Linked DNA regions of Mus musculus: region 2 is linked to region 1. A link is a loop called in an ENCODE intact Hi-C map of the cell type or tissue named here. Cell type or tissue: heart. All regions are shown on one strand. Links, peaks and the distances in the headings refer to the core of each region. The heading gives the core; the rest is flanking DNA.

What was found. Hi-C counts contacts between places; a loop is a spot of excess contacts. Peaks named below come from ENCODE experiments on the same cell type or tissue, not always from the same donor. Only the 100,000 strongest peaks of a DNase experiment are listed, where the experiment ranks them.
Region 2: it touches region 1 in a loop (2.0-fold over the local background); 2 of 42 quality-filtered maps call a loop at or near these places.

What each region holds. Positions count from the first base shown.
Region 1 is chr2:6,227,710-6,237,639 of GRCm38, reverse strand. All of the region lies in intron 1 of A230108P19Rik (RIKEN cDNA A230108P19 gene), which reads right to left. Among named protein-coding and RNA genes, the nearest start is that of Echdc3, 20 kb to the right of the region's middle. In heart, for the core only: no CTCF peak of the experiment used is centred there; no DNase peak of the experiment used is centred there; H3K27ac peaks cover 1,302 bases.
Region 2 is chr2:6,283,669-6,293,598 of GRCm38, reverse strand. All of the region lies in intron 4 of A230108P19Rik (RIKEN cDNA A230108P19 gene), which reads right to left. Among named protein-coding and RNA genes, the nearest start is that of Gm13383, 26 kb to the right of the region's middle. In heart, for the core only: no CTCF peak of the experiment used is centred there; no DNase peak of the experiment used is centred there.

The DNA.
Region 1 (9,930 bases), core at 591-8,590:
TTTCATTTTGTTTTGTTTTCTGTTGCTGTTGTAAAATATCTGAGAGGAGGTAACTGTTTGGGACAGTGTATATATATATATATATATAAAACCTAGGCTGGCCTGAGAATCCTTATTCTGGTCCAGGCTGGCCTTGAACTCACAGAGATCCTCCTGCCTCAGCTTCCTGCTGGGATTGAAGGTTTGTACCATGCTGGTCAAGTTAGGTTGACTTTTTTTTTTTTAAGTGGTTTATTTCAGTTTAGGATTCTGCTTCAAGGCTGAAGTTGCATCTGATTATCGTCATTTGGATAGTTTGAATGAGAATGGCTCCCATGGGCACACAAACTTGAATTCTTAGCTGGCGAGGAGTGGCACTATTTGAAAAGGAGGAGGTGTGGCCTTGTTGAAAGAAATGTGTCACTGGGGGTGAATTTTGAGGTTTCAAAAACTCATACCACGCCCAGAGTCTCAATCCCTCTCCCTCTCCACCTCCCCTCCCCCCTCTCTCCCTCCCTCTCTCTCTATCCCTCTCTCTCTCTCCTTTGCCCCCTCTTTCTCTATCTCTGCCTGTGGATCAGAGTGTAGCTCCAACTATTTCTCCAGTACCACACATGTCTCCATGCTCCCACCATGATGATACTGGACTAAGCCTCTGAAACTGTAAGCAAGCCCCCAGTTAAATGCTTTCTTTTATAAGAGCTGCTGTGGTCATGGTGTCTCTTCACAGCAATAGAACTGGCGGTGTCCCAACATGGACAAGTGCATTAAATAAAAAGGCTGGGTACATGTACATGCCCCCTTTCTTATCTGTCTCATTATAAAGCCGCTGTCTTTAATCACGGGGGTTCCACTGTTAGCATTTCCTCTAGGCTCTGCCCAACGGTTACCTAGCAATAGTGAGGTATGAGCCTGGTTCATGTATAAAAGGGATGTTGCCCCTCCATTCCCCCACCTTCTTCTCCCCATGCGTTCCCAGCCAGCCTCTTCCCTTCTTTCTCTCTCCTCCTCTCCTCTCTCTCTCTGTTCTCCTCTGTCCCCTTCCTTCCTCTGCCTCTACTCCCTTCCCCAGACTCCCTTTCCACGTCCCAAATATACTCCATTTTATACGAGGCCTATCCTATGGCTGATACCAGAGCCTGCTAAGGCACCCCCTCCCACCCATCTTATGGCCGCTTTACAAAACATATCGTCCACCCTGGTGGCATTATTGTTTTGTAAAAAAGAGAGGAAAGGATATGTTTGGTGGAGGTGCAGTATGGTATGGGGGAAGTGGGTGCCTCTGCAGGCCCATGCTGAGGCATCCCTTTCCCCTGAGGGACCAGACACAGGATGTTATAGAATAGAATAGAATAGAATAGAATAGAATAGAATAGAATAGAATAGAATAGAATAGAGTTTAGGGCAGGGGGTCGGAAGCTGAGGGAGTAGAGACAGAGAAATGCAGAGAGAGAGGGAGAGGAGAGAGAGAGAGAGAAAGAAAGGGGGAGAGGAGAGGAGGGGAGAGGAGGGGAGGGGAGGGGAGGGGAGGGGAGGGGAGAAGAGAAGAGAAGAGAAGAGAAGAGAAGAGAAGAGAAGAGAAGAAGTGGAGGCTGGCTATGAGCACATGAGGGAGGAATGGGAAGAGAGGGGGAAGAGAGGGTAAGAGAATAAGGAGGGGGCAAACATCCCCTTCTATAGTGAGTCAGGCAGGTAACTGTTGCCAGGTAACTGTGGGGCCGAGCTTAGATGGAAGGTCAACAATTATTAATACTGATCAACATCTATCGACTCCAACTCTGAACACTACATTGGAATTAAGTTTTCACCCTAATATGATACAACAGGGATTCAATTCAGCACATGTGGCTTTCTAGAACATACTCAAGCCATAGCCAAGGCACAGTGGTCTCCTGAAGCTTTGGGGTGGCAAACATACTATACTTTTCCATATCACATGCCTGGGAGCTGAGCTATCTATCACCTTAGCATTTACTCATAATTAATGCTATAGTTGTTGCATTCTCTTGTTTTATTTTATTTTATTTTATTCATTCCCTCCCTACTTAAAAATGTTCTCGCTGGTAGTTAGTGCTGCTTCTCTCATGCCTGTACCTTAAGAAATAGAAAAAGCAACCTATATTATAATTTTAATTTTATACATGTAAAATTATATATATATATATTCATATACATATGCATGGATGATGGAGACTGTAATATTAGCTCTTAGGGATTGGAGGCAAGAGGCACAGCTCAAGGTCATCCTTGGCTACATAATGAGTTTGAGGCCAGCCTGGGATGCATGAGAGAGCCCTTGCCCCTTGCCGAGTAAGCAGAATAAAAGAAGCATAGCTCTCCAGGGTCATGCTCTTTATTCTGGATGTTACTGACAACAAAGACAAGGCTGAAGAGAGAGAGAGAGCCTGGTCTTTAGATAGCTAAGGACAGACGGTATTACCACCATAACTCTGGTCTCTAGAATTCCTGCTGGGGATCTTTGTCTGCACCTAAGCCAACAGTAGGCCCCATGCCAGCTGGAGTTTTGGAGGAGTGTAGGGAAGGGGGTTAGAACACTCTCCCATTCAGAGCACCTGTGTGTGCTCCACACCCCTGTGCCCTAGGAAGCAGCTTCTCCTTTGAGTCTTAATGCAGACATCACTTCCCCCAGAAAGCCACTGCTGATGTGCCAGACTAGATAGAGCATAATGGCAAACACGCTCTCCTTGGACCCCACCCTTCTCCTTTGTAGCACTATAAAGCTATAATTAGTGGGTAGCCCCTTGCGTAAAGTCTGTCTGCTGCAGACTAGTAAACTACTTGCAGACAAGGCTCTTTCCCAGGCTTCTGTTCCCAGCACGTGACATTCACCCAGAAGCCTTCAGTTATATACGCTGATTTGATGGCACAGTTATGCAAAAAGTTCTGCAGTAAAGAACCTTACTAATGCTATTTTGATTTGTTGCTGTTGTTGTTTGGGTTTGATTTTGTTGGTTGGTTGGTTTTTTGCTTGGGGTTTGGGCTTTGCTATTTTGTTTTATGGTTTTTCATGTGGCCCAGGCTGGTCTTGAACTTCCTACGCGGTGGAGGATAGGCTTGAACCTTCTCTGCCTCTACCTCTGAAATATTAGAAACACCACCACACCTGCCTAGACACTGTTTTATTTTATAATTTTTTATTTTAAAAATTAAATTTAGTTAATCATATTATATACATATATATGTATGTATATATACACACACACATATATATATATATATGTGTGTGTGTGTGTGTGTGTATACATGTGTACATGTTTATGTATGACAGAGAACAACCTGCAAGAGGAGGCTTTCTCCTTCCACCATGTGGAGCCCGTTGATCAAACTCAGGTCCTCAAACTTGAAGGCAAGTGCCTCCACCCACTGAGCCATCTCACCAGCCCTGAAACACTTCTTAGACTTCTCCACTCAAGACACTTTTATTGAGAAGTAGTAACAACCTAAGAAACTAGTCCGACCCTTATCCTAAGGACACACGTTGAGAAGTGCTGCATCGGCCTAGCCATATGCTGCTAAAACCCAAAGAAAGCAGGTGGGAAATCAATGCTGTGTTCCCTGTCCCCTGCCTCAGAGACTCCCACTGTACCAGAGTTAGAAACTAACACTGTTCCCATAACCATTCGGGAGAGTAATGCTCACAGCCACTGTCATCCTCCTGTTCCCTCTCAGATCTGCAGAATCTTGGACTTAGTCAGAAGTGTTATCCACGGGCTCCTGGGGCCATAAAGAGAGGGGCTCCAAGTGCCTCTCTATCCACCACTCTTCCAAAGAGGGCAGGGTTTTGTTTATTTGGTTGTTCATTCGTTTGGTTGGTCAGTTGGTTCAGTTTGGGTTTTTTTTTTGTGCTTGTTTTTTTTCTTTTCTACATCAAGTGAAATTAGCTCCAACCCTGAGTTGTTCAAGGCCAATGCAGAGCCTGACCCTAGATCAACACAGAGGAGAAGGGCGAACATTTCAAATGACAACAGCTACTTGAGGAAATGAGAGATTCTGAAGGGGCCATGTAAGGGACGCTAGTCACTGCCAGGGGAGAGTCCTTGATGTCCAGGAACTGAGTGGAACGCAGCAGCAAGGCTGGGCCAGCCTGCACTGGAGGAAGAAGACAGGGGCCAGGTGGAATCAGAAAGAATAGGTGTCTCCTGGGAGATGAGAGCCTGTTAACAGCCGTGCGTTTGCCAAGGGCAAGGCAGCTGTGCCCTAGCTTGCACATAGCTTCCCACTGTTGAGCCAGTGTAGAAAGAAAGGGAAAATTCTGGACATGAGAAGGATAAGCAGCTGGTGACGCCTCTTTCCAGATGAGAGTCAAGAATTGCAACGACATGTACATTTGCGGAAGAAAGGCCTTTCTTCCTCCCAGCTGTAGATCTGCAAATCTCCAGGAATCTCACCAGAACCCCTCGAGCAACCCTAAGGACCCCTGGCTTTACCTTATCACTGTATTCCCATCTAGGGCAGCTCCAGCATCACCCTGCAATCTCAACAGAAAGAGCACTAGAGACAGAAGGGGAGAGGGTCCCTTAAACAGGTTATGCAAATGAAGTTCCAGAAGCTTCTGAAATCCTATCTACAGCCACCACAAGGACACAGAAAAGCCACTCTCCTCTGAGCAGTCAATACCCACGGCCTCAGGTGGGCCTAGTTCTCTCCCCAGGCTCGGCTCTTGCTATTTTTAATAAGCTTACTACTGGCTCGTTCAGAAATAGTTTTCTGTGTCACGGCCAGGGATCTAGATTAAGGGACCTCCTCAGGCTGCGGCAGGCAGCAATGTGGAGCTATGCTGTCGCCATTGCCCACAACTGACTTTGCCTGTACTAGGGATAGCGGCTGGAGAAAAGGCAGATGTGACTCTGAAATCAAGTGAACAGCAGCATAGATCCAAAGAAGCTCATGGAGGCAGGGTGGGGGAAGATCCAGGGGACAGCCAGCTTCCAGAGAACAGGAAGAAAACAGACCTTTATTTCAACAAATAAAGGTGCTACTTGACCTCTGAAGGTCAAGAGCTATACTGCCACTAAGTGTGGAAGCAGACCAGGGTGATGTTTGGAGGAACAGTGAGGAGAGGGCAAATATGATCAATGATGACCTCTCAACCCAAGTCCAGCAAAGATAGAAAGTCAACTACAGAAGCCAAAGGGGCTCTGGGCAAGTTTGTGCTGCAGCAAAACCAAGGGGAGCCTCAGTGCTCTGTAGGAAAACAAACTATAGAGAAACTTGGTTCTTGTGGGTTGTGCCAGCCTGCCCAGATGTCAGAGGAAGAGATGTCAGTCCGTCACTGCATTTAGAATTCATTCCAAACACAGGGCGATCTCATGTCCATAACTTAATCAGACCCACAAAGAATCCATGTCCAAATAAGGCCACATTAGATAATTAGGGGGAGAATTCGGCCCTATATCTGAGGGCACATAATTTGATTCATGGCATAGTCCTGGACAATTGTTTAATCCCTCCAAGTCTTAATTTTCTCACCTGGAAACTGTGACTCAAAGTCAACTTGTAAGGTCACTGTTGAGGTCTGGGAGAGACTAGGTACATGGGCTGTGATCTAGAGTAACCTCAAGGAGATAATGCTGAAAGAAGCCAGTCACAAAGAGGAAAATACAAAGGATCCTTCTTACTGAAGGTATCAAAAGCCATCCAACAGAAGGTGGATCTGTAGGTCACCAGCTCCTGGAAAGAGAGGCCAGCATGGGAATTTGCTATGTTGCAGAGTTCCAGCTTGGCAGGATAATGAATTTACAGAACCTAGAGTCTTAGTTAGAGTATCTATTGCTGTGTTAAAATGCTGTGGCCAAAAAACAACTTGGAGAGGTAAGGGTTTATTTCAACTCACAGCTTGACATCTGCCACCTAGGGATGTCAGTGCCAGACTGGAGGCAGGAACGGGTCTAAAGGCCATAGAGGAGTGTTGCTTGCTGGCTTGCTCTTCATGGCTGCTCAGCCTGCTCTCCTGTAGAACGCAGGAGTGGCATTGCCATTGTGAGCTGGGCCTTCCCACATCAATTAATCAACCAATCAATCATTCAATGAAGAAAATGATTTGCCATAGTCCAATCTATTGGAGGTATTTTCTCAGTTGAAAGCCCCTCTTCCCAAAGGACTCTAGCTTGGGTCAAGTTGACTTAAAACTAGACAGCATAATTCTTTACAGAACAATAAGAATATACTTAACACTACTGAACTGTACTTTCAAATACCAGAGACACGGCTGGCAAGTTTTCTTGCAAGCTTGACAGCCTGAGTTTGATCATTGGGATTCCCATGGGTTTTATTTGTTTGCTTGTTTGTTGTTGTTAATTTTTGTTTTGGTTTTTGTTTTGTTGTTGTTGTTTTTTGCTTTGTTTTGTTTTGTTGTTGTTTTTTAAATCCAGATGTTGTGGCTTGAATCTGCAATCCCAGCACTCCTGCGAGGAGATGGGAATGAAACTTGCATGAGGAGTATGGCAGGAATGAATTCTGACCCCTCTGAACATACAAACGCTGCTGAGAGGAGACCATGTGTGAAGTCACTGTAATTCAGGTACAGGGAGACTCACACGCCAGCATCCACACATGCACTGCCAAGAATCTACTTAATTCCAGCCACACCCGAACCAGGCTCAGGGGTGTGCGTCTGGAACAAGCCTCTCCTTAACTTTCTAAACCCTCTTTGAGACTTAGGAACGTTTGGGAAGGTCATGGAAAGTTACACAGCTGCTATTGGATGTGAAGGAGAAAGGACATGTGTGTCTTTGAGAAGGTTTAAGATCTGAACTGCAGAAAAATTCCCTACTGGGCCTTTTCTTTCTTCTCCTTTTCAAGGCCCCATGCAGCCCTAGCTGGCCTTGCACTTGCTATGTAGCCAAGGATAACTTTGAGCTAGCTCCTCACCGTCTTGCTCCATCTCACCATTGTCGAAGTTATAGATAGATACATGTTATCAGGCCAGTTCACATGGCCCTGAAGACTGAATTCAGGGCTTCATGCACACCGGGAATGTACTCTATCATCTGGCTATATCCCTACCCTCAGAAATGAGTCCTGACTGTGGGCAGAAGTGGGGACGGGGGGGGGGGGGGCGTTATCCAGTTGGTTTTAGAAAATAAAGAAGCTGATAAGTCAGGGTCTCTGTAACTGACTGGGGTGGCACCAACTTGTTCCTCTGTCAATGATTGCCTGGGAAAACCCAGAAAGCTTCTCGGGGCTCTTAAGTGGAGGACCTGACAAGGTAGGTCTTTGCCCAACACTAAGCCCTGGGCCTCAAGGAAGGGATCTCAGATAAAGAATAGAAGCTTTCTCAAGGAGAAAGCCAGACTCCAAGTCTGGTCTCCTATGTCAATTTACTTTAAAAAAACACCCCAAACCACGGAGATAGTGCCTTGGCACTACAGACATGCCCTAGACTAAGAAGGTCCTCTGAGAATGGGTGGGGTGAAGCCTCCACTTGGCCCTCAGTGAAGAACTGTCCTTTCATGGTAGTTGCTGGCACTGGCTGGACAAGAGGGGACAGAGGTCCAGCTGGCAGTAGGGAAGGAGGAGGAATGACTGTGGCCAAGAACCACCCACCAGGCATCCAACAGTGCTAGGGGAACAGAGGGGCTGTCTTTGTGTAAAGTTTCTCTGCTCTGCCCCACTCCCCTCCCTACCTCAAAACAAACTGACCAACAGTCAGAGGCCAGCAGGAGCCAGAAGGGACAGACTGTTTCGGTCTTGATGAGGCCAAATCCACAGTGGAAATGTATTCTGTTAACCGAGGGCCCCAAGACCAGTCAGAACTTCCTGAAGCAGCCGTGTGCCCAGGAAGGAGGGGGAGAGGGAAGGAGACAACTGCCTTAGAAGGGGACTGGTTGGAACCAAAAATGGGGAAGGGAGACTGGAGAAAGGGGTAATTGCTCACACCTTAGCCAAGAAAGGAACCCAAGGAAGCAAGACGGGGTGTCAGGGGCAGAGCACAGTCTGATAATGCCACAGAGGCAAGCGTTTTACCAGCTGATCTTAGCCCTGGAAATGTGAGTGTGTGTGCATGGATGCATATGTGTGCTTGCATGTGTGTGCATGTGTGCATACATGTGTGCATGCATGTGTGCATGCATGTGTGTGCATGAAAATGCACATGAGAAAATGTAGCATCCTGCCCATGTTTAAGTGGCTCTTGACACACATGCACAGTTGCATAACCATCACCATCATCAACTCTACAACATTTTCATCTTGCAAAATTGAAGCTCTCCCATTAAACACTAACTCCCCAACTCCTCCTCCCCCACCGCCCCTGGCAACTACATTTTGCACTCATTCCCCTCCCCCCCCCCCCCTCTGTCTCTGCATCTGACAGTTCTGGGCTCAGCAACAAGAAGGACCAATGAATGAAGCCGCCACACTCCACCCACTTGTGGCTGTCTTACATCGCTTACTGTAATATCCCCAGGTATCTTAGTTCTGTGGCTGTGAACAGACACCATGATCAAGGCAACTCTTAACTGGGGGCATGCTTATAGTTTCAGAGGATTAGCCCATTATCATCATGGCAGAAAGCAGATAGGTGTGGAGCTAGGAGAGTAGCTGAGAGCTTTATATCCTGATCTATAGGCATGGGCTTTTGAAACCAAAGCCCACTCCCATTGACACACCTCCTCCAACAAGGCCACGCCTCCAAATTATTTCTAAACAGTTCATCAACTGGGGACCAAGCATGTGAATAAATGAGTCTGCAGGACCATTTTCAATCAAACCACCACATCAGATTTCTTCTATGTCACAGCACCTGAAAGAATGTCTCTTTTAGTTAGGGTTTTTTTGGTTTTTTTTGTTGTTGTTGTTGTTTTTTTGGTTTTTTAAGACAGGGTTTCTCTGTGTAGCCCTGGCTGTCCTAGAACTCCCTCTGTAGACCAGGCTGGCCTCGAACTCAGAAATCCGCCTGCCTCTGCCTCTGCCTCCGAAGTGCTGGGATTAAAGGCGTGCGCCACCACTGCCCAGCTGAATGTCTCTTTTAAGTGTGACTAATATTTCGTTGAATATTTATATCACATTTTCCCTAGGCTTCCACCTTGGGCTACTGGAAAGGATATTGCTATGAACACTGGAGTACAGATGTCTCTTCAAGTTCTTCTTTTCCTTCTTTCAGACATACACACAGAAGCAGAACTGGGTCCTCTGGTAGCTGTGTGTTTAATTTTTATTTCATTTCATATTCCCCACTAAGAGTGTACAAGGTTCTGGTTTCTTCACATCCTTGCCAACACTTGTTATTTTCTGGATTTGGGGTTTTTATTTGTTCACTTGTTGTTACTGTTGTTGGGTTTTTGTTTGTTTGCTTGCTTGCTTGCTTGCTTTTAATGGTGGTCATTCTAATTCTAGTGAGTTCTCACTTGAATCTTGAATTTTAAAAAGCTGACTTCTGGGCACTGGCGATATACAGTTCAATTGATACCTGAAATTGATCCCCAACACTGTGTGTGAACCAGGCTTACTGCTTTCCAATCTCAGTGACTTAGGAGATAGAAGCAAGATCATTAGACTTTCAACAATATCCTCAGCCACACAGAAAGCTCTGGGCCAGCCTGGGCTATTTTTAGCCTGTCTAAAGAAGCAAAAGGGAGGTACTGAGGGAAGGCTCAGCATGTTCAGTGCATACACTGCTCTTGAAGAAGACCCAAGCTCTGTGCAAAACACACCCGGGACTCACACCCACCCAAAACACACCTATGGCCCTCAGCATCTGCACTTGAGTTCTCGTATGCACATGTGCACACCCATGTTCAACTGCAACAAAAGGAAGCCTGGGCTGGAGATAGGTTCAGTGACAAAGAATGCAGAGGTCCAAGTTCAATTCCCAGTACCGTGTCAGTTCACGACCATCTGTAGCTCCAGCTCCAGGGGCTCTGGCCTCCGCTGGATCCTGCACCCATATGCACATGACCACACAGAGACACACAGACACATCAACTAAAA
Region 2 (9,930 bases), core at 1,126-9,125, 55 kb before region 1:
CTCCAAGGCATTCACCAATGAGTAAAAGCACGTGCAGAGTACTTTGCCTCTCTGGAACTCTCTGAGCCACTCAAGTTCTCCTCCTTGCCAGTCTCTCCACTGAGTTTCATGACCGTTCTCAGTTAGTTTGCTTATGTGCTCTGGATGACTCTTTCTCAGTCCTCCCTGGTCTACATACATATCCCTACCTTGCCTTCCTTTCCTCGCCTCCCCCCACTACAGGTATGTATGCCTGTGGAGGACAGAGGGCAAGGCTGAGTCTTTCCCTCCATCTCTCTGTATCTTACTTTCTGTCACAAGGTCTCTCACTAAACCTAGAGCTCACTAATGGAGCAGAATGGCTGACCACCGAGGCCTGGACACCCTCCTGTCTGCACCTCTCCAGGGCTGGGACTACAGCTGCCCGCCAACTACTTCAGGGTTAAACTCATGGGTAGGGAGCATTGCCCAACTGCACACTCTCTTCAGTGGTCTTTTCTGTTTCTAAAAGAATTTTGAAACATTTTTGGACACATGTAAATGGAAACCTTAACACCTTTCTCCTTAAATCCAAACAGTTTCAAAGAAGGAACTTTGTAGCTAAAGTATCAATATCTTAAAATACAGTGGTCACAATACCACTCTTTTAAACCAATTGGAAACTTCTTTTGAAGTAGTCATGTGTTATAGCCCACTCCCTTCTGTGTTTAAAAATACTTCAACAGCTCTTGTTTGAGAGCTGCAGTTGCATCTGCTTCTTCTCCTCTCTCATATCTTAATTCCTTTCAGATAGAATTGAGCCATGTTATCTCTATTATACTTTACAGTCTTTTATAAGTCATTATTTTCAGGGGTATTCATTAACATGTTCTCTCGCCAAAGCTGGGGAAATAACTGTTAGTAAAGTGCTTGCTCTATGAGCAGGAGAATCTGTGTTAAGATCCATGCCAAAAAAAAAAAAAAAAATCCAGGCATGGTGGTATGTGCTCATAAAACCAGCATTTTAATACCACAGGGGAGGCTAAGACAGGTGAATTCCCTCAGGATTGCTGTGCAGCCTGCCTAGCCTACATGCCCAGCGTCAGACCAGTGAGAGACCCTGCCTCAAAAACAAAACAACAAAGGATGCTGTTTGGAGGGCCACAGGTAAAGTTGTCCTTTCGCCTCATATACATACATACATACATACATACATACATACATACATACATACCATCCAATACACACTTGAGCATACACAGAGATACACATGAATACATATAAAAAGTTTGTTATTAGTCCTAGCTATATGCCTCAAAGTAGTAAAGATTTTTTTCCAGATTGTATTCTATTAAAATAAGTATGAACAAATATACAATGGACTGAATGTTTGCAAATATTATAAATATGATACATAAGTATTAAATGTAACAACAGAACTTCTCAGCTTTATTGAGGATAATTTATATCCAAGAAAACCCTCCCATTTCAATTTTACTGGTTAGTGATTTTAGGTAATTACACTCAGTTATGGAGTGTAACAACACAAACAAGATCAAAGTATTAAATAATAATAATGTCCACATCTCTGCAGGAAGTTCCCATGCCTCGTTCCCAGTTCTAGGCAATCACATATGTGTTTTCTACTATAGTTTTGTCATTAAAAATAAAATTAGGAGTCTGGGGAAATGGCTCTGAGGTTGAGTACAGCTTTTGTAGAAGACCCAGATTTGTTTACCACACTCCACATCACGCAGCTCAACTCCAGCTCTAAGGAATGTGACGCTCTCCTCTAGCCCTCCCAAGGTACCTGCACACATGTGTACATGCTCACACAAAGACACGCATGTACACAGAACAAAATAAAATAAAATTTTTAAAGAGTTTAAAATCAAAATTTTATGGGAATGTATCTTCATTTGATAGAGCCATACTAACATAGGTAGACAGACATATCGATAGATGGATAGATTCACATTCTCCCTCCTGTGGGTTACAGATCTGCTGATAAAAGTGTGCTTGTTGCTAGAATGAAACAGGACTCACCATCCGTTTTGTTCCTCTTTTCCATGTTTATACATGTGAATTCTGAGAACTTTTATTCATATAAACACACTAATGGGAAAATAAACATTTTTTGTTTATTTTATGGAAATGTCTCTAACTTTTTTAACCTCTTTGTCAGTCATGTCAAAAAAAAATCACATAGTGATTTAGAAGCATATACTATTTGAGAGATTTAATAGCTAGCTGATGACCCAGGAAGACCCTACCCTGCTTTGTTGGGCATGCAGAGCTGAAAACCATTTGGCGAGCAGAGGGTTTGCTATTTGGTCAGGGGAAGGGGATACTTCTTATAATGAATCCAAATATTACCAGCTGCCTCTTGGAAGCCTTGAAGGGTTTTCTCCCTTCAGAATAACTGAATTTAATGCTGCGAGGTATTGTTTTCTTTTGGAAAGAAAGGCAATTGGCACAGGATAAGAGTGGAAGCTGAAGGGCTGGGCATGGAACTCAGGTGGTAGAATGCTTGCCTTCCTCGAAGCATGACTCCCTGGATTCCATGCCCAGTACTACAGAAATAAGTGTGCAGTGACACGCCGCTGCGGTAATCCCAGCACTTGGAAGGTGGAGACGGGGGGGGGGGGGGGGGGTGTTAGAAGGTCAAGGAGATCCTTGACTACAATATAGTGAGTTCAAGGCTAGCCTTAGCAAAGACCCTGGGAAAAATTTTGTTTGTTTGTTTTGTTTGATTTTTTTGTTTTGTTTTGTTTTAAGAAGAAATGAAAGGCCAGATGGTAGTGGCCAGCGGTGTTCCAGGGCAGCTGACCTACACAGAGAAACCCTGACTTGAAAAAAACAACAAATCAGGCTAGTCACAGTGGCACATGCTTTTAATCCCAGCACTTAGGAGGCAAAGGCAAGATGATCTCTGAATCTGAAGCCAGTCTGGTCTACAGAGCCAGTTCCAGGACAGTCAGGGCTACATAGAGAAACTCTGTCCTGGTAAACCAAATTAATTAACTAAGTAATTAATTAAGGACATGGAAGTTGAGGACCTAGAAATGAGTTTGCTAAAATACCCAGCTCACATATCCCTTGGAGAGTCTGAAGCACCTTACCCTAGTTTAAAGGCCTCTGCTCTCAATAGCTAGGATTAGCTTGGGTTCAGCTCAGATTGTGGTCATCTGTGTGCCAGTTAATATACAGATGGAGAAAATACATTCTAAATATACCACACCTTTGATAAATTCTCTCATCCTTCAGGTGAGAACTGAGATCTAGGAGGTAAATGAAAACTCAACTGTATTCCCCCCAAACAAGGAAAAACAAAAAATTGATTCTATGCCTTGCTTTGGCTGAACACAAATTCCTTAACAACAACAACAACAACAACAACAACAACAACAACAAAATAGCACAAGGGACCCAGGGATCTAGCTAAGCAGAACAGAGCTTGCATAGCATCCACAAGCCCTTGGATTTGATCTCCAGTACCACAAAATGGTAACAATGTTAAAATAAGGTTAACAGAAGCATTTATACAACACAAGCCGAAATGACTGTCAGCTAAACGACACAAAAGATATTCCTTCATTAATTTTAATAAAAAGTATAATACATTTATAATTCATGTAAAGGCACCATATCCCACTTCTAATGGAAATGTGAAAGCTTTAAAATTACTTGGCAGAGAAACAGATAAATCCATCCACAGTATCTAAGATCCAAAACAATTTGATTAATAACTATCAATGATGTAAAGATTATTCAGCCAGAAATAAGAGGTTAGGCACGTAATTTCCTCGGCTTCTTTCCTGCAATTTAATTGCACACAAAAGAAATGAGCAAGACGGTTTCCCCGTCCTTGGTTGGACTGTGCCTTTACAGTCATTCACTGAATGCCCGTTTCCTGTCCTAAGTAAACTCTCTGTGGGATATGGTGAGATGTTTGTCTCTTAGGCTCTACCAAGATCAAGTAAGTGCTGTTTATCACAAACTCAAAGCAAAAGGCGTGTTGGCAGAATCTGAGATCCCGTGCAACCCAACTTCACAATTTCATGAATTATTTTCTGTAGAGGACAAGACAATGATGAGAAAGTCTTTTAAAATCCCACCCTGGCTTAGTCTTTGGATCTGATTTATCATCTGCTGAGGCATCTGAACTGTTTGCCTTGTTCATCTTGACACAGAAAGCAACGCCTCCATTGTCTTTATTGTATTTATCACTCTCTATTCCAATTCTGCTTGGGTCATCTTAGGAGTGGGGAGTCATAGTTCCAAGCTTTTGTGGTCAGTAACAACTGAAGCCTGCCTACTCTGCTCCACACATATTGTCTGACAAAGTATATGCATATAAAAAAATGCCACCAATGACTGAGGAGCCATGGACTTTGAGTAAGGGAATGGGTATATTCGAGGTGAACTGATGAAAAACTATATTTCACCCTTGAAGTCTTTGATTCCAGTTCTTAAAACAAGTATGATGGTTGTCAACATTTTGAAGCACAAGTTCAATTTTAATGAAGATGCTAAGGGGCAACCAAGGGTCTCTGGGACTCCCTGGAGTTCAAGCAACCCCTGATCCACCTCTACACGTGGAGCTGATTCTCAAGTTCCCAGGTCAGCCTCTGCGGAGTTCATTTCTGGAGTGCAGAGCTTACCAAACTGAGAGACTGGGATTCAAGTATAAAAGAGATTCTCTGCTCACTCCATTTCTGTCACACTGTCACCTGCTCACACAGTGTTCCGTCTCACTTCTTAATTTTATTTTACTCAAAGCAGTAACAGAAACCAAGTGGCTATTATTCCCTCCTTTGCATGTTAGGTAAGATCAGGGCACCTTCAGTGGCGCCAAGAGGACATAGCTACATCAATGTTGCTGAATGTAATAATTTAGAACACTGTAAGCAATGCTTACTGGGAAGAAATTCAAGCAACACAGTGGCGTGGAGAAAGGAAAGCTAAGTTTTCTTTAGTTTAGTATGGCTATTACCCCAGAGGGACCCCCTGTCAGGCCTGTGAGATAGGTCAGAGGGCAGAACACTTGTGCTATAAGCATGATGTCCGGATCTCATGCTAAAAAAATAAATCAATAAAAATCCAGATGCAGAGGTGACCATCTGTAATCTCAGTACTCCAGGTACAAGATGGGACACAGATACATATTTGGGTCAATTACAATATATTGATAATTCAAACAAGAAAAGACCTCATTGTTCATGTTTCTGCATATCTCTCAGCATTTCTTCAGTAAACATTGAAGGAAGAATCACTCGCCATTAAATACCTACATTTAAGTTGTGGAGGACTCTCTCACATAGCCCTGAGTTCCTCTGCTTTTTTTTTTTTTTTCAGCTCTTGTTCCTTTGTTTTTATTTTTGACTTTGTTTTTTGCTTGTTAGATTTTTGAGACAAGGTCTCACTATGTAGCCTTGGAACTCACCCTCGGTATAGAACTCATAGAGATCTACCTGCCTCTTCCTTCTGAGTCCTGGGATTAAAGGCATGAGTCACCACTCCTGGCTTTGATCTTTTGCTTTTGGATGTGTCTATGTGTTTGTGGTGTATGTTCATGTGCTGTGCTCGTGGTGGTTTGAATGAGAAGACCCTCCACAGACTCATATATTTGAATGTTGATCCCCAGTTGGGGAACTATTTGGGGAGATCCCTGTTTGGGGAACTGTGTTGAGGTTTGTCTATTGCTAGATATTGTAAAGCTAAATACGGCCCCTCAGGTCTGTTTGCCCTGCAAGGACGAGGAAATCCTCATGCATACCAAGTGATGCTGTGTATGTACCCGTGCTCCTTAATTTAAAACTATGATTGAATAAAGATGCCTACAGCCTGTAGCTGGGCAGAAGAAAGGTAGGTGGGGTTTCAGTAACTGGGCTTAGGGTCTGAGGTAGGACAATGAGAGAAAAGAGAGAGGTGAAAAGAGAGGAGAGGACACCATGGGGCAGGTGAGTCATGAAAACATGCTCTCGAGGGCTGGGCAATTGGAGTGAGAGCAGCTCAGGAGGAGCATGGCAAATTACAGCTCGGAGTTAGTGACAGAGCAGGTAGGAGAGCCACAGAGGGTCGATAGCTGCCCAGCCCTAATGCTTCGAAGGCCTAAGTAAACGTAAAGGGTTTGTGTCTTTTACCTGGGAACTGAATCATCAAAGCAGGGTAGAAACCCCTAATTAATATTAAATATTTACCACAGCGGGTGTGGCCTTACTGGTGAGGTGTGTCCCTGGGAGTGGGCTTTGAGGTTTCAAATGCCCAAGCCATGCCCAGTTATCTTTCTCTGTGCCTTGTGCTTGTGGATCAGATGTAAGCTTCCAGCTACTGCCCCAGCACCATGCCCACCTGCCTGCTGCCCTGCTCCCTACTGTGATGGCCATGGACTCACCCCTCTGAACTGTAATCCCCAATAAATTCCCCCTTCTCTAAAGCACCTTGGTCATGGTGTCTCTTCACAGCAACAGTAAAGTAACTAAAATGATGCTAGTTTCATGTGTGTAAGAGCGCATGTTCACATATGTGCGCATGCATGGAGAGACAGAGATTAACATGGGTGTGTGTCTTCCTCCAGTGCTCCCACTGTATCTCACTGTAGCCAAAGCTTGCAGATTCAGCTAGTCTGGCTAGTTAGTTGGCCCCTCGAGTACTGGAGAACAGGTGGGCCAATATACTCAGCAAGCTTTTATTTGGGAACGGCTGGGATCCAGCTCTGGTCCCCACCCATTTCTGGCAAGCATTTTATCCAATGAACCATCTCCATAAGTTTTTTTTTTTTAATTTTTCCTTCCACAACAACAGTCTTACTATGTAGTCTTACCTTAGGTAGCCTAGAACTCATGGAGATTTGCCTGCTTCTGCCTCCTGAGAGATGGGATGAAAGCTGGACATCACCTTGCCCAGCCCCTTTCGTTTTTAACCTATAAAGTGAAAAGATGTTTCAAACTGGGAGAGTTATTAGCAGTGCTAGAAGATGCCTTTAGCCTTAGAGAAGGACTGCAGTCTTTGCTGAGCTGGGCTTTCTTCACTCTGTACGGCATAGAATCCTTGAGTTTGCCTATGAAAACCCAGATGTACACTGTACTAGCTGTCTATTGTTTTGGGGAAAAATACTCCAGTCTTAGCATCATAAAATAGTTCTTTCTTTCTTTCTTTCTTTCTTTCTTTCTTTCTTTCTTTCTTTCTTTCTTTCTTTCTTTCTTTCTTTCTTTCTTGAGACAGAGTTTCTCTGTATAGCCCTGGCTGTCCTGGAACTCACTTTGTAGACCAGGCTGGCCTCGAACTCAGAAATCCGCCTGCCTCTGCTTCCCGAGTGCTGGGATTAAAGGCATGCGCCACCATACCCGGCTAAGAATTGTTTCTTGATTCACTGTCTTTTGGTCAGAAATCTCGACATGGCTTAGCTGGTAAATCAGGCTCAGGGGCTCTCAGGAGCCTGTACTCAGGGTACCAGCAGCACCTGCAGGCACCTGAAGCTTAGCTGGGTTGAGAGGAACTGCTTCCAAGCTCACTTGCTGACATGACCTGTGAGCAGGAAGCTATAGTCCTTCACCACACAGACCTTACATCTGCTTCTGATAAGGCTTTCCACAAAGAAGTAGGCTGAGAGGGAGGATAGAAGCCATGATGGCATTCAGAATCTTATCTCAAGATAGCACACTTTCGCTTCTGTTGTATCCTATTGGTCACATGAGCCAACCCTGGCATACTATGGGAAGGGTTGCTTGAGGTTAAACACCACCAGGCAAGGCTCATTGATGGCCATCTTGGAAACAGCTACCTAGCAGGTACAAACACTGTGACAGCAGCAATATCTCACACATACTTTTAACTACTCCTCTCCTCCCTGGCAAGGAGAATCAACCCATATTCGAGAGAGGAAGGGAACCTGGTCAGAAGCCCCCTTAACAGTTGAGTGCCTATGCCTTCCTGCTTCATTGAATGCATTCATAGACAACCTTAGAGAACAACATCAGAGAGCATTCTCTGATCTCCCCAGGGGAAAGGAAATGATAACCATAACCATCTATTGAAGTTCATGTTTAAATTTCTTTGGCCCATACCTAAGAGTTTTACCATTTGCTCCTGCAGAATAAAACAAGCTTGCAGCTTAAAAACACCTCAGCAATTTTATTTTCCAATGCGGTTAGGATCCAGCCTGGTGCTACTGTTATCCTATTCTCCGAAGATTAAACTAACTTAATTAATTATCCATACTTTCTTGTACACGCTTAGATGATCGAGTCCTACCTGGTTAGGCCTGAATTCTGCCGCAAACAATCAACAAGCTCAAAAGAACAAACATCAGTTCTTTTGCTAAAGGAAGAAAGTAAAATATTAAAATAAGACCAAAATGTGGACAGTGTTTGAGAGGAGGCAGAAGAGGAGAAAATAACTACTTTAACCTCCATTGACTGTGAACCAAAGATGATCCCTCCAAGCTGATCATAAATTTACAAAAAGAGACATGATTGTGACTAATAATGGGGAGAGTTTGTCTGTTTTTGACCATTTGAGGATATGTAAGTGAATTTAATACAAATACTGTCTAGGGTCACAGCGCATGCCAACTCTTTGATACACAGTAACTTAAAGTGACTTTTGATAAGATGATGCTTAAAGTCTGAGCTATCTGATAGGCAGCTCCTATCCTTGGCTCAGTCTGTCGCCCAGCCCACTCCTTCCTCTTCTACCCACTTACTAAGCACTTTCTAAGCACTTACTGACCTCATCTCCCAGGGTTTTCAGCTGTGCTGCTTATTCCAGTCTGGCTAAACATCTACAACTGCTCACAGCGGCTCTGACTGTCACCAATGCCAGAAGCAGTCATGGACTTTTTTGCTACATGGCCTCATTTCTTCACTGTTACATTTGTCTCTGTGAGGCATGAGGAAGCTAACCGATAAAACAGATTTCCAGGGCCTGGGTGACAGGGAGATCAATCAAACCTAGAGCTGTGTGGCTCCTATGCTCAGTCTTCTTATCACCCACCCTTTCTTGATGAGCTCAGTGTGAACAGTTAGGAAAGTACACTTGTGTGAGTGTGTATATTTGCACATATGTGTGTATATGTGTTCATGCCTGCATGTGGAAGCCAGATTGGGACATCAAGAATGCATCTCTATCAATCCCCACCTCACTCCCTTGAGACAGTTTCTCTGTTGTAGAAATTATTTAAATCCTGGCCTGAGGTTTTTACCCTACCTTTGACCTTTTAGTTCTGGATGAAAGACACACACAATCTTTATATGTAAATATAAATATACATGTAAATAAAAGCCTTAAACAACACGAGAGCTGGGAGATACTACTCTCTGTTATTAGAATCTACTTTCCTATTGACAACCCCAAGTTATCACTTACTACGTACTATGTTTCATCTGGGCTGTTCTTAACTTCAATTGGCCAGCCCACAGGGACGTGTTCTCTTAACTCCTGCCTTTCTTCTTCCTCTTGTGAGTCTCCTCATCTCCAAGCCCTTGATACCTAAACACTACCTATATCTATTCTGCCCAGCTATTGGCTTTTGGCAACTTTATTTACCAATAAAAAATAAATTGGAGGTAGGGTCACTCAGTGTCTATATTGGGGTGTGGACTCTCTCATCTCTGGGGCAACCAATCTTGGGGGCTCAAATTAGCATCAGAATATAGCAACATTAGACCAACCCACTCTAATCCTCCCATCTCTATCACCTCCAATGCTAGGGTTAGAGGAATACCTGGCCACACCTACCTTTTGACTTAGGTATCCAGCAAGCACTCTTACCCCACGAGCCATCTTCCCAGCATAGAAAGTACATCTTTTACATAGTTCTGACACCTTATCTTGAACAAAGATGAGTTCCTCTATCTCTCCTTTATCCCCTCTGCCTTCTGGTGTACAATTTTAATCATTTTAGGTTCTTAGACATTTTCTTTTTGTGCTTAAGAATTTATGAGCCATTTGCAACTTTACATGAAAATG